Regions from separate parts of the Homo sapiens genome. Here region 2 is linked to region 1. A link is a loop called in an ENCODE intact Hi-C map of the cell type or tissue named here. Cell type or tissue: dorsolateral prefrontal cortex. All regions are shown on one strand. Each heading gives the region's core, and the rest is flanking DNA. Links, peaks and the distances in the headings are about the cores only. Region 1 has its middle 71 kb from the start of DOCK10. Region 2 overlaps DOCK10 (dedicator of cytokinesis 10).

What was found. Hi-C counts contacts between places; a loop is a spot of excess contacts. Peaks named below come from ENCODE experiments on the same cell type or tissue, not always from the same donor. Only the 100,000 strongest peaks of a DNase experiment are listed, where the experiment ranks them.
Region 2: it touches region 1 in a loop (16-fold over the local background); 3 of 110 quality-filtered maps call a loop at or near these places.

Annotation. Positions count from the first base shown.
Region 1 is chr2:225,107,702-225,119,309 of GRCh38, forward strand. No RefSeq gene overlaps it. Among named protein-coding and RNA genes, the nearest start is that of DOCK10, 71 kb to the left of the region's middle. In dorsolateral prefrontal cortex, for the core only: no CTCF peak of the experiment used is centred there; a DNase peak (open chromatin) is centred at 6,870; H3K4me3 peaks cover 1,042 bases; H3K27ac peaks cover 2,500 bases.
Region 2 is chr2:224,981,286-224,983,785 of GRCh38, forward strand. The region is part of intron 1 of DOCK10 (dedicator of cytokinesis 10); the gene reads right to left. Among named protein-coding and RNA genes, the nearest start is that of MIR4439, 28 kb to the right of the region's middle. In dorsolateral prefrontal cortex, for the core only: CTCF peaks have their summits at 1,092 and 1,329; DNase peaks (open chromatin) are centred at 1,106 and 2,316; H3K4me3 peaks cover 2,500 bases; H3K27ac peaks cover 2,500 bases.

The DNA.
Region 1 (11,608 bases), core at 5,606-8,105:
ATATTTGCCCTTTTCTCTCTCATTCTTCAGCTTACACAGTGGAATTTTTCAGAGGCTAGGTGATGTGTAATTTGGCAACAGATTGAATACAGAAGCAGATATGAGAATCCAGCTGTCTTCTATAAACCAGACATTAAAAGATTAGTAAATATGTAAAATGATTCTCATTAAAGTTTTGGAAAAATTTTCTAAGAATGGATTATTTATGTTAACATGTGATGGGTTTATTTTGTTATTTTTAAATGAATTAGTCGGTATATTCTTAAAAATATATCATTTTTATTTCTGGTATAGTAAATACTAATAGAAAAAATCCAAATAAACAAAAGCTTTTGGAAACCTCAAACATTTTTAAGAATTTGTGGGGGCCTGGCGTGGTGGCTCACGCCTATAATCCCAGCACGTCAGGAAGCCGAGGCGGGCGGATCACGAGGTCAGGAGATCGAGACTATCCTGGCTTTCACGGTGAAACCTCGTCTCTACTAAAAATACAAAAAATTAGCCGGGCGTGGTGGCGGGCGCCTGTAGTCCCAGCTACTCGGTAGGCTGAGTCAGGAGAATGGCGTGAACCTGGGAGGCAGAGCTTGCACTGAGCTGAGATCACGCCACTGCACTCCAGCCTGGGTGACAGAGCGAGACTCCGTCTCAAAAAAAAAAAAAAAAAAAAAAGAAAAAAAGAAAAAAAAAAGAATTTGTGGGATTGTCTTGGTTTGTTTAGGGTGCCATAACAAAATACCATAAGCTAGGTTGCTATAAACAACAGAATTCATCTCACAGTTCTGGAGTCTAAGAAGTCCAAGGTCAAGGCTTTGTCAGGTTTGGAACCACTTTCTGGTTCATAGATGGCACCTTCCTGCTGTGTCCTCACATGGTGGAAGGGGCAAGGTCGTTCTTTGGGTTCTCTTTTAAAAGGTCATTAATTCCATTCATTAGGGCTTTGCCCTCGTGACCTAATCAATTCTCAGAGGCCTCATCTCCAAATACACATTGGAGATTAGGTTTCAACATATGAATTTTAGGGGGACATAAACATTCAGACTACAGCAGGGATCCTGAGACCAAAGTTTTTGAGAACCACTGGCCTAAACCAATGTCATTTCATTGTCTTTTGGCAGTGAATAAGACAACATTGTTGTTTTTTACAATAAACAATGTTATTATTTGACAATAAATAAGAATTGTTTTTGAAGGAGGTAATGGTGGTAAGTCCAAACTAACACTGTTGCCAGAATGATTTTAGAATTTGAATTTATCCTTAAAGGATATTAACTAGCTCAGAAATGTTTCCATGTTGTAAAATGACTAAGCATATTTTTCTCTGTCTTTTCTTCTTCATTTTTTTCCCATTAATTTTGTATGAGATACAGAGATCCCTTTCATCTACAAATGTTTATTTTTTCCTTTCAAATTTTCTCTTTTTTCTTTCAACTTACTGCCTGTCATCTTTTATTGACTCTTGAGTCTTTCTCTACATTTTCTCTTCTCTTTTCTCATATCATTGTTTTCCTCTGCTCTTTCATCTTGGTTCTAGGAAAATTGCTTGTCTGGTCTCTACAATATTGATTACATTTAAAACAGCATCAATTTTGCTTCAATTTAGTTTGCCATTCCTATAGTTTGTTTTTAGTATTCTTGAAATATTTCTTTATCCTTTCCATCTATCTAATTGTGCTTTCCTATCCCTTGTTTTCTTTTCTATCCCTTGGATATTTTTTCTTGTAAGGACAATTTCTTGTGGTATTCTGTGGAGGAGATCAACTTTTAATGGATTGTTCAGTGCCTTTGTTCCTTTTTTTTTTTTTTTTACAGCATTTTCCCCCAGATCCCTATTTTCATAACATGCCCTATTTTCATTTTACTATCATTAAACAAGGAAAAGTCCATACAGACTTGTGTCTGAGAGATCAAGGAGGTTACACATAGTTGGCTCCTTTTCTCCTGATAGTGTGATTTTTATCTGCTTCTCAGTTTATAGCTGGAATTGGGGGGAGGCTGGTGCACTGACCTTTACTGCTAATGAAACCACAGTAATATTTACTTCTGCCCTGAATAGTGGTCTTCTTTTATCTCCATAGTGTAGTCCTCTGGAACTCTGGGTCAGATGTGAAGCATCCTCTATTCTAGAACATTCTAGAAACATTCCCTTTGGTCAGTGACACCCCCACACCCAAGCATTTCACCTTTAGGGGTGACTGCAACACTGTTATTTTTCTTTTGCTTTCTGCCCCAAACTTTGGAGGAAAACTTAGTACTTTGTTGACAATAGAGTTTGTGAGTGTAGCATGCCTTATTATTTCCTTGAAGTTTTCATGCAGAAATCACCTTTAACACTGAAGTACCCTCCTTGATGGTATCACATTACCAAGACGTTTTTACTTTCTTGGAGAAATATTTATCCTTGAATAATATTAATATTGAAATTGTTTAGGCTTAGTTACTTCCATGACGCCCATCTGTTTTCTTTAAATGTATAAAATTACAAAAAAAAATCTCCTAAGTGAATAGGCAAGAAAGTAGCAACTGTTACTGCTAATAAGGCCAGCACTGGAAAGTTATAGCACAAATTTCTTTGTCCTGCCCAAGTCTCTTTCTAGGTGTATTTATTGATTTACATGTATTATTTTTAGATCTTCGCATGATTCAATCTGAATAATTGATGTTCAAATAATTTTAATTCAATAAAATAGCTAATTTAAAACATGTTTTAAACACAAACATTAAAGATTAAGAACAATATCACTTTTTTTGGACAAAATAATGATTTGACTTCAGTGCAAAAACTAATTTCATTGCTGACTACTGTTTGTTTTTTTCCTAAGAAAATTTCTCCTTGCTATATTAATATGCAATAAGATTAGTTCAGAGAAAAGTGTTAGTGTGGAGGATCTTTTGAAAGATGTCTTTAATGGCACCATCGACTTCTGGATAAAAAAGAGAGTGAATTTCGAGTAATTGGTAGGCTCTACTACGCTAGTATTAGAGTGTCCTTGGGGCATTTTTTTTTCTCACCTTGTTTTCTTTCTAAAAAGGTACAAAATATCCAGTAAATTGAAGAGTACCTTTTATTCTTTTACTTGCTGGATATTTTACCCACTGTGTGGATTGTTACATGGTAAGAAATGTAGAAGATGCAAAAAAAATAATGTAAAGCTTGTTCAGTTTGGAAGTTTGATTAGTTATTATCTAGCATTTCTCGTGCACATTCGTGGTCATTCTACTGGTGGTGTTATATTGCATGTGCGGAATCTCTGCAAACTGTATCAGCTTCAACAACTCCCTGATGAACTCTCAATGAAAAGAGTCAGACTCCATGACCCACAGACCCCCAAGACATATTCCAGGACTCAAGTTTTAAATGTGAAAAGTGTGTTTGCAGCAAAAATTCAGTGCTAACTTGTTAAATATTGAGAAAAGACTTTTACATCAAACCTTTATTAAAGTGGTATCCCAGTTAGAAGTGAATGTGTGGCTGGGCGTGGTGTCTCATGCCTGTAATCTCAGCACTTTGGGAGGCCGAGGCGGGTGGATCACGAGGTCAGGAGATCGAGACCATCCTGGCTAACACGGTGAAACCCCATCTCCACTAAAAATACAAAAAATTAGCTGGGTGTGGTGGCTGGCGCCTGTAGTCCCAGCTACTTGGGAGGCTGAGGCAGGAGAACAGCGTGAACCTGGGAGGCAGAGTTTGCAGTGAGCCGAGATCATGCCACTGCACTCCAGCCTGGGTGATAAAGCGAGACTCCATCTCAAAAAAAAATAAATAAATAAATAAAAAGAAAAAAGAAAAAAAAAAGAAGTGAATGTGTAGCACTATAGGGAATTTAGAATAATACCATCCATTACCTCAAGCATTTATCATTTCTTTGTGTTAAGAACACTCCAGTTCCACTCCCTTAGTTATTTTTAAATAGTCAATAAATTATAGTTGACTACAGTCGCCCCATTGTGCTATCAAATAGCAAATCTTATTCATTCTATCTAACTATATTTTTATACCCATTAACCATCCCCACTTTCCCCCTGTTCCTGGGTACCCTTCCCAGCCGCTGGTAACCATCATTCTAATCTGTATCTACATGAGTTCAGTTGTTTTAATTTTTAGCTCCCACATATCAGTGAGAACATACAAAACTTGTCTGTGTGCCTGGCTTATTTTACTTAACTTAATGTCCTTGAGTTCCATCCATGTTGTTGCAAATGAGAGAATTTTATTCTTTTGTATGGTTGAATATTCTATTATGCATATGTACCACATTTTCTGTATCCATTCATCTGTTGATGGACAATTAGGCTACTGTAGATCATTAACCTTTGAAAAATAATATTTAAATAAACACCAATGAGGCTTATAAATCAACTTAATTTTAGTTTTTTACTTTTGAACTAACTCAAGCTATTTTTTTGAAATTTAAATTTACTAACGCTTTCTTTAACTAGAATATCCTGAAGTTTTCCTGAAATTGGGGATTATCTTTCTTTTTAATGTAAAAATGATGTCTCGCTCTGATATAAACATAAGAAATTCAGTTTCTTTTCAACTATTGTTGGAAAATTTCAGAGGTTGCTTTCACATCATGTTTGTGGCCTGTCATGCTGAAGGTTGTATTCCCAGGTGCTCTTGTTCTCCCTGGTAGCATCTGGCCATCTCATTGCTATATCTTCCTGGTGATCTAGTCTTCTCTGGACTCCTTTCCCTGTCCCCGTATGGTCATAACTACTTCTCTTTAAACCCTAAGGTTACATTAATGTAAGAACACTGTGAAACTAGTGGAAGATTAGCCTTTACTGACTACCAGAGGGTGATAAGGGGCAAGGCATTATACTATTGAATGGGAAAATCAGTAAAATTAGATATCAGACACCATTGTTTCTGAAATCCACTGCTGAACTTCATCACAGAAAGACCATTAATTTATTTTGTCTCCACCCACTTGGCCAAGGGCCTCCTTCTGGTCGCTGGGGCAGGCCCTCATTCAGAGCTGCCTTCCTTTTCTGTTTCATCTACTTGCCTCTTTCAGTGCCTGGGACTCCCGACCCTCCAGCCCACTCACAGGAAGACGCCAAATCATTTTTACAAATGATTTTAAATAAACAGCGTGAGTACAAAAGGTTACTCTTCCCCTTTTCTTTAAACTTCATCCTACAGAGCAGTTTAGCCATCTCTGTTCTCACTTCTGCATTCCAGGTTCGGCTGCAGGCCCTGCTTTCGATAGCCACAGTGCCTGTTCCCTGGGAAATCCTCTCTCTCCTCTGAATGCAGAAATGGTAGCTGTCAGCATGGACACGTGCACGCATGCACACATGCACATTCTCCTTTTGGATTCATGTCACTCGTTACATTTTGTGGACTATAGGCTTTCAGTATGCTACATGCTTTCATATTATTTAACCATCCTCTTATAAGTGTTATGCATGGAAAACAGATTAATAAAGAAAAATTGTTAACAGTTTGGAAAGTCTGAGCATCTTTCCCCCTAATAAACCTCTTACATGTGACAGCCCAGAACTAATTTTGCTCAGTCTGATGCCAAGCCTGTGCCCTGCTGCTACACTAAACTGTATCTCATGATTTTTTTCTGTAGAATGGTGAAAAGATAGAGTAACACCCAGTAAAATACAATGTCACAGGCATTGAATGTTCTTAACAAAATAAAATAATTGTGACTTCGTTTTCAAAATGTTTGTATGAAATTATAGAAATACATGGTTGGAATTTCTACCCATGTACAGGAACATTTTTGTTTCAAAGGCTGTTGAAATCTGATATCTGTCACATCTGTGATCCAGAAGTCCCTAAGGCCTGAGATTATCCAACAGTGGTGCAAATGAAATAGATGTTTCATTGTTTACGAAATGCTCAGTATAAGTGCTGGCAGTGAATGCCAGATTTGAGGAGACTGTATACCATGGTGCCTCTCCCAAACTGCCAAAAATACGACAACTGTTAATTCTCAGTATCCCTGAGAAGCAAGCAATTTATAGTATAGAAGTCAAACCCATAAAGGAAATGTTCAGAATCTATGGGTGGATAAGACTCAAGTCTGTTAGGTGAGCCAAACTTAATTTTTGACTCCTGCTAAGATTGGGAGAATTCTGCTTGTGAAATCCCTCTGGAATCCTACACTATACCCTGTGTTACAATCACGATGGCCTCATGGAACACTATGTCATCATCTGCAGAAATATACAAATGCTGGATCTTAAATTATTTACTATAATGTGTTTAGAATATTAACTATAATTGCTTCATGTCTACTGAGCTTGAATATAAATTTCAGTTTTTTGGATAATAAATTTTGTACTCACCTAAGATTGTATATGCCCAAAATATATAATGCACCATGAGAAGAGTAAATTAACAACTTTTCTATCTAATTTTTAATAGATTTCCAGATAATCTTGTTACAGCTTAAATTTTTCTATTTGGTCAACTACACAAGGAGAAACTAGGGAGAAAAAGTCCTGTGGAATAGTGGAAAATTCATTAAAATTCTCTGAATAATTTACTCATGGATGCAACTTTACATAGCATAATGGTGAAATCAGCACTTACCGATGTAATCCCATGATAATTCAATTAACATTTTTTGACTCAGTTAAAAATTTTCCTAATTAACATCTGCTATAAAATGTAAAACACAAAAATTAATAGTTGCCTAGAGTTCTGAAGTATGCACTTAGTTGCACACACATTCCAACTGGCATTTGTGTGTGTGTGTGTGTGTGTGTGTGTGTGTGTGTGTGTATGTGTGTGGATTAGAATGGGTTGGTATACTGAATCACAAAGCAATAACAAGAATTGCTTTCTCATCTGGTCTGGCATATGAGAAAACCACAAAACAATGCATGCACTGACCCTGCAGGTGTGCGGGCTGCACCATAACAAAGAAATATTATTCCCTGGACTCTTTCTAGTGGTATCATCATTTGTGCTGAGACACAAAGAAGTAAACAAATGCCAAATGCTGGCTTTGCTTCTGTGCTTCTCTCACTGGGGAGCTTGAATTGGGTCAGAGAGGAGTCAAATGGGAGGGGGTTTGTAGGCCAATTTTAGCTGTCAGCTGATATACTGAAAAGAAGAAAAAGAGAAAATAAGTAGAAACAGTGGTTCAATGTTATGATAAACATATGGCTAGAAATTTCTGTTAATTTCTTTTAAAATTTTTTTTCTACGTGAATTGAATTGCTGTAATAATAATGACTGGGAAGCCAAGGGTGTGATTTTTCTTTTTATTATAAGGAAGCTTTGTTTTGTGTTCTGCTGCCTATGAGCAGTTCATATTTCATATGTAGTTGACAACCCCATGGGCTTTATTGCCTCATTTGAAAAGTTATAAAACAGCAGCCTCACTTCCCTCAAGATTCTCTCTTCTAGAGTGGTGAACCCAATGGAATGTCAATTGAAATGGTTAAATTTAATCATTTAATTTAATTCTATATTAGGCCATCTGGTTAGCCAAATTTAATATTTCATTGCTGAGGAGCTAACAAAATATGAAGGCCATCGTGATATAGCTTGATTACAGTTTTGCAAATACCTTGAATGGTGCCATTTATTTTATAGATGTTTATGTTTAGCTTCTGTATTCTATTCTGTTTAAAGAATCCTGGAGATTATAAGCTGCAAACACTCTTGTAGTATATAAATTATATTTTTGGGTATCACTCTTCAGTGGCTAGAAATAAGGTCATATTTTCGATAATATTCAAATCATGAAAACTGGAGGCCACACATGATCTCGAGAAATCTTCACCCTTCACAATACCAACAAGATATTTCTATGAGTTTCTTAGGGGCTGTCTCACATGTGTGTAGTTCCGTCCCTGTTATTCCATCATATTTCCTTGTTACGTTGTAGGTCATCCACAGTTCCTCCCAACCTCAGCATAATCAACCCAGTGGTTGAAAGCGTAGCCAGGGAGTAACCCTTGAATTGTCTTGTCCCCTCACTCCTGGTTCAATCCACCACTAATCCTTATTGACTCCTGTACTCCTATCTCTATTATTTCAACCATTTCGGCATGCTTTAGTCAACTCCCAGCAGCTGGTGTCTGCCTCTCCAAGCCTAAAAGCTTCATTCCATAGAAAGCCACTCTGCCCGGACTTGAAGTAGCTACAAATCCTGAGAAATGAATTCCCCCGGGCCTCCAACCAATATCCTCAACCAAGGAGACTTGGGACTCGTGTATAAATGCTTCCAATCCCTGATACCTCCAGTAGAATAATTCTGAAATGTGTGTTTTCCAGAGTTTCCCATGAGAGTCAGCTCTGGCTACCTACTATAGTATTTGGCTTGATAACACACCATTAGTGACTGACTTCCTTTCCTTGTCTTACTTCCCCACTCATCTAACAGTGTGTCTGTGCCTCCCAAATAAAATACTTACACTTGATCTTTGTCTTAGAGTATACTTTTGGGACAACACAAACTAGAAAAACCTCACATTCAAGAAAGATCCCTAGTTCGTTTTCCCATTCGATCTTTTTTGCTATCCCTTTGGTCATTGCTCTAACAAGAACAAGAATCTCCAACATATTAATATCTGCTTAAACGTCTTTGCCTCTCTGAAGCTTTCCCAAAAGTTGTTGTCTTCAGAGCTGGTTGTGTAGGTCTATAACAACGTTCACCCATTCCATTTCTTCATGTTTCTCAAAGTGCCTTCCTATGAGTGCCTAAAAGTTGATGAAAAGAGAGCGCTCAAAGAGCAAAGAAGAGGATTCTTTTGTTCAGGTCAGGCATGGCTCGGGCCAAGTTTATCCTTGGAGTATTAATCTGAATGCTCTAGTTAGTCAATGATATCAGCTACAGATAATGAAATTTGCCTCCTCCCTTCCAACATGTATAGGATTATTTTATTTCTAATTGCAGAGGCCAGTCTTTAATTAATTCCAAATATTCTCCAGGAGTACGTAAACAAAAATGCTTCTACTCTTTCAACATTTAGTTCTGAAACCCACCTTTTATTGCTTGCTCCTACAAGAATCTAATGCCACTGCTGATCTGACAGGAGGCAGAGCTCAGGCAGTAATGTTCACTGGCCTGCAGCTTACCCCCTTCTGTACCATGCCAGTCCATGGCCAGGGATTTAGGGACCCCTGATATACAGAGTGACGAGCACCCCAGTGAATGTGTGCCTGCTGTGACGAGTGAACATGCAAGTGTGAAGACCTTGCACAAGCAGTTGAGAAAGAAAAAGCAAACTACTGAAATGTGGAGGATTTGCACACTCCTTCCATTTCTTCTAATCACCATTGTTCTCTCTGGTATGAACTTGGTCAAGCAGTGGCATGAGTTCCATAAAACTGCATAGTGACCTCTCTGGCAAATCTATTAAAATTGTCCAGATCAAGCCCAAAAATGATAATTACCTAATTAACTTATTTTTGTTAAGAAAGAGAAGCCAAAAAGTCAAGTGACACCATTTAAGGTTTCATTTCTCCTTGCAAAACCAAGCACAAGTCACATGATTGCCTGGAAGCTGATACAACTGCCTTCAAAGTTAACAACAAATATCAAATATGCTTAGAGAGAAAATGGCCCTGTTGGGCAGTGTGCAGTGGAATGGTGACAACAGTCACCTGTGCATACCAGCAGGTATTTCCCTTTTGTGGTGCACCAAATCATCAGTTGGAAGAGAATGCTTTTACCCTTGGCAAATGCAGACTACATATATGAGCAAGAAGGGCTCTGTGAAATTTTTTTTCCCCAAAACAATTGTTTAGTGAGTCCTGATATTCTGTAAGAAGTGCACTGGCATCAGTTTCAACTAGCTGTGAGTGCCAAGCCACACACTTTATTTGGAGAGCACCCTTGGCAGTCAGTAATATATGACTTCATCTTGAGTTAGGGTTGAGGAAAGTGGACAACTGCGGACAGGATCGACATGTAGTCACAGTGCACTGTGTGATAAAAGCATATTTTGTCCTAGTGAAATTCACTACATATTAAGGAGAGGGAGCATGATAGAAATTTATAGCATTGGATGAAGCATAATTATTTTTCATGGCACTAATATTACAAGTAAAATCCATTTCTGTGATTTCAAGTGGGAAATCTCCATTCTGAATTTGTAATCTTGAACAGCATGAATACTGTGTAGGATGCATGCAGGGAATACATATCACTTTTTAAAATAGCAAGTCTAAGTAGCTGAAATCATAACACAAATGGCTTTGACTCTTTTCTAATGCTGGGTGATTTTGTTTTCACTTGTTAGAGAAAGACTCAATGGCACATAGGTATAAGTAAACTGCCTGCAAACAGATCTACAGAAAATAGCAATATTTTACAGAATCAAGTTAAACCCAGAAATGGACTCATAATCCAATCACTGCTATTCACAAATTGAAACATTCATCCTCCCACTTTGGGGTCATGTTCTGCTCACAGGACAGACTGTATGGTGAGGAGCTGTTCAGAGTAAAGTCTTAGTCTATCATAGTACCTATGATAAAGTGTTTCTGTGAAGATTAAATAAGCTTATACATGTGAAGTGCTTAGAAATTTCCCCACATCAATGATGTTAGCTGTTTTTAATATTGTTACTCTACTTAGGCTGAGCATGGTGGCTCACGCCTGTAATCCCAGCACTTTGGGAGGCCGAGGTGGGTGGATCACGAGGTCAGGAGATTGAGACCATCCTGGCTAACATGGTGAGACCCCGTCTCCACTAAAAAATACAAAAAATTAGCCGGGCTTGGTAGCGGGCGCCTGTAGTACCAGCTACTTGGGAGGCTGAGGCAGGAGAATGGTGTGAACCCGGGAGGCAGAGCTTGCAGTGAGCCAAGATCACACCACTGCACTACAGCCTGGGCGACATATATATATATATATATTTATGTATATATAAATATATGTATATAAAAATATATATATATTTGTATATATAAATATATGTATATAAAAATATATATATTTATGTATATATAAATATATGTATATAAAAATATATATACATATATATATAGCTGTATATATGTATATTTACTGTACCTATTCAGACAGGGAAGAGAACATAGTTTTCAGTGAAAAATTCCTTCTTCATTTTAGAGGCTTAATTCAATTCAAATACTCAAAGCTATTTTAGAGCCACCAAACTTTTGTGTTTTGCAGGTTTCTTTTTTTTTTTTTTTTTCTGAGGCAGAGTCTTGCCCTGTCACCCAGGCTGGAGTGCAGTGGCGCAATCTCAGCTTACTGCAACCTCTGCCTCCTGAGTTCAAATGGTTCTCATGTCTCAGCCTCCTGATTAGCCAGGATTACGGGTGCATGCCACCATGCTGAGCTAATTTTTGTATTTTTTAGTAGAGATGGGGTTTCACCATATTGGCCAGCCTAGTCTGAAGCTCCTGGCCTCATGTGATCTGCAACTGCCTCGGCCTCCCAAAATGCGTAGTGAACCACTATGCCTGGGTGAACCACTAAACTTTTGTTTGCAGGTTCTGATTACCTAATTAAGAGGGAAGGTTTTCTAATGGGATAGAAGAAATAAAGTGTAAAAAAAGAAAGAGAGAAACAACAAATTGACCTATGACTCATGCTATATATTTTGAGATATGTTTATAAACACTTAGAAGTCTGCAGATCAGGCAGGTGTATGGCTAATTTGG
Region 2 (2,500 bases), core at 1-2,500, 130 kb before region 1:
TAGTATTCTGTCACTCAGAGGCATAGCCCAAGCCAAATGACTTTCATTTAAGAACTTTTAGAGTAACAGGTATTTTTCATTCATTATTTACTACATCCTTGATATCTCAACATTGAAATCTAAGAGAAAAAAGTCGATTATGCTGAAGCCACCTAGACTTCAATGTCTCCTCAATTTTGGAAACTTTACCATACCATCTATTCTAATTTTAGTGACTAAGCAGATCTCTTTTTAAACTTAAAGAAAGAAAGAACTCTACCCTCAAATTTATTCTTGCTGATCAAACAGATGCACAAAAAAGGAAAACATTGTTTATTACAATTAAAGCACAGACAAAAATGTAATTTGACAAGTGGCAAGAAAAAGCTTTCTAATGAAAACACTATGCATTCTACAAAATTCTTAATTCTTTATTCTAATATTGTGCCTAAGTTAGGCATTCTGGAAAGGCATTTCCTTTGCAGAGTCAGAAAGAAAAGCCCCAAATATCCTGAAGTTAAAGATCCAACTATCAGCATCTATACAACTTCAATGGTTACATGTGATTTTTAAAAAACGCCCATTTTGGGCTCTTCTTTCAAATTATAGTTATAAAATAAAATCCACTCACTTAAACCAAACTCCAAATTTTTCTCTTATTTTCTGCACAAAAGGTAATAACAACATGCAAACCATGAGGCAGAAGAGAATTTCTGGTAGACCGAGAAGCTGTACAGTTTCATGACAGATACAAGAAGAAGAAAATATGCTCTTTGAATGATAGAAATAGTTCCGAAAGATTTTCCCCAAACAGTACTTCAGAGTAGTAAACTCTAGGTCACACATGCCTTTATCTAACGCTAAACACCAAAACCCCTAAATTGTAACCTCTCTATAATAACAGTTCAATCCACTGAGGCTGCTTTACCACGGATACCATACCATTATGATGAGGGTTCTGGGTCTATTCATTTCATCGTCACTTTCCAGAGGCAAAATTTCGTGGGATGGTTCCTCTTGGCGTCGTCTACAAATGTGTGGACAGCTCCTCTGGACCACAGAACGAAAAGCTTGAAGCAGAACAATGCTGGCAGTGCAGCCCATCGCTGCATCCTGGAGCCTACAAAATAACTTCTATGTTGATGCTATGTTTGCAAAACAGTGGCTCCTTGTCCCTGAAAACAGCCTACACTGCAGCTGCAGCCGGCTCACTCTCCAATCACTTCCTTGAGCTCTGATCATCTGATCATGGCCAAATAGCTTGGATGCAGAGATGGGAAAGATTTGATCCACGGAAACTGAACACACTCAGGAATATTAGAGCACTGCGCTCAGAAAGTATTTCTCAATTCACATCGAGAGCATGTTTCCTGTTCATTACAATGAAGCTCTTCGATTCTCCTTTCAGAGGTCTGAATAAATATGTCTTTCCCATTCAGACACACAAATAAATTACTTTTTCAAATCACACAACTGAAAACCTGACTTTACACTCACAATTTTTCCTGAGGTATCATGTAAGGAGTGAAAATGATTTTTTTTTTTATAAACGTAAACACTTCCTGAAGGAAATTTTGCTGGACATCTCACTAAGTGATTGAGGTTTTACTTTTCATAGCTCATAAGTTCCAGAAATGAAACTGGCTTATCTGAAACATAGAGTTCACTAGATCAAGATGATTTAACCAAAGTATGCACGCATTAACCAGCCCTGAGTGAGAGACACCAGTGTTCCCCTGTGATTTCCTCTCAATAGTATGGTTGTTCTGTTCCCACACATGCAGTTCTGCAGCCTAATACAATTTTATATTTACATACGCGGCTTGCAGGGCTGAAAATATCTCTATTACTGAGGTCACTGAGCAAGCTCCGCCAAGCTGACCTCTTAGAAAAAGCAGCTGTAAAGCATTTTAACATCCTATCAATAAGAATTCAAGGCTCTGGGAAGGACTTTGAGGTCTTTGGTAGTTAAGAGTCTGGTATTCCCTGACTCCTGCGAGACTAGTCACTTAGGAAAGAACCAAAGAGAGATGCTTAGAAATCACGTGTCCTTTCTGGAATGGCCTCAACATCTAATGGTATAGTGAAAGGGAATAGGGCAGCTGGAGCTGCTTGCGCTAAAAATATCTCATGGAAAATAGATTTTGCTTACAAATGAGGAAAGTATGAAATCCCCAATAGAATTCAATCTTGAGATCTTTCTGCCAAGCTAATTCTTCCAGTGTAACTCTTGGAGATTCAAAGAAAAAAAAATGTTTTCTGTGGTTTCTGGGCTCCTCGGCGTGAAGGGTGCTGCAGGAAGTTTGAGGAAGGATTGTTTTGCTGTAACGTGTGGCCGCCCCAGCCTCAGTGAGGTTGCTTTCGCGGAAGCATCTAGCATGATGCTCAAACAGGCATTAATTGCTCAGTAATCTGTCACAACACAGCATCGTTTTAATTGGTATGTTCACCCCAGAGAAGTAAAACATGCTTCTTTTTCTTTTAAGAAGTACTGGCTGCCAGTAGTTTTTCATCTCCCTCT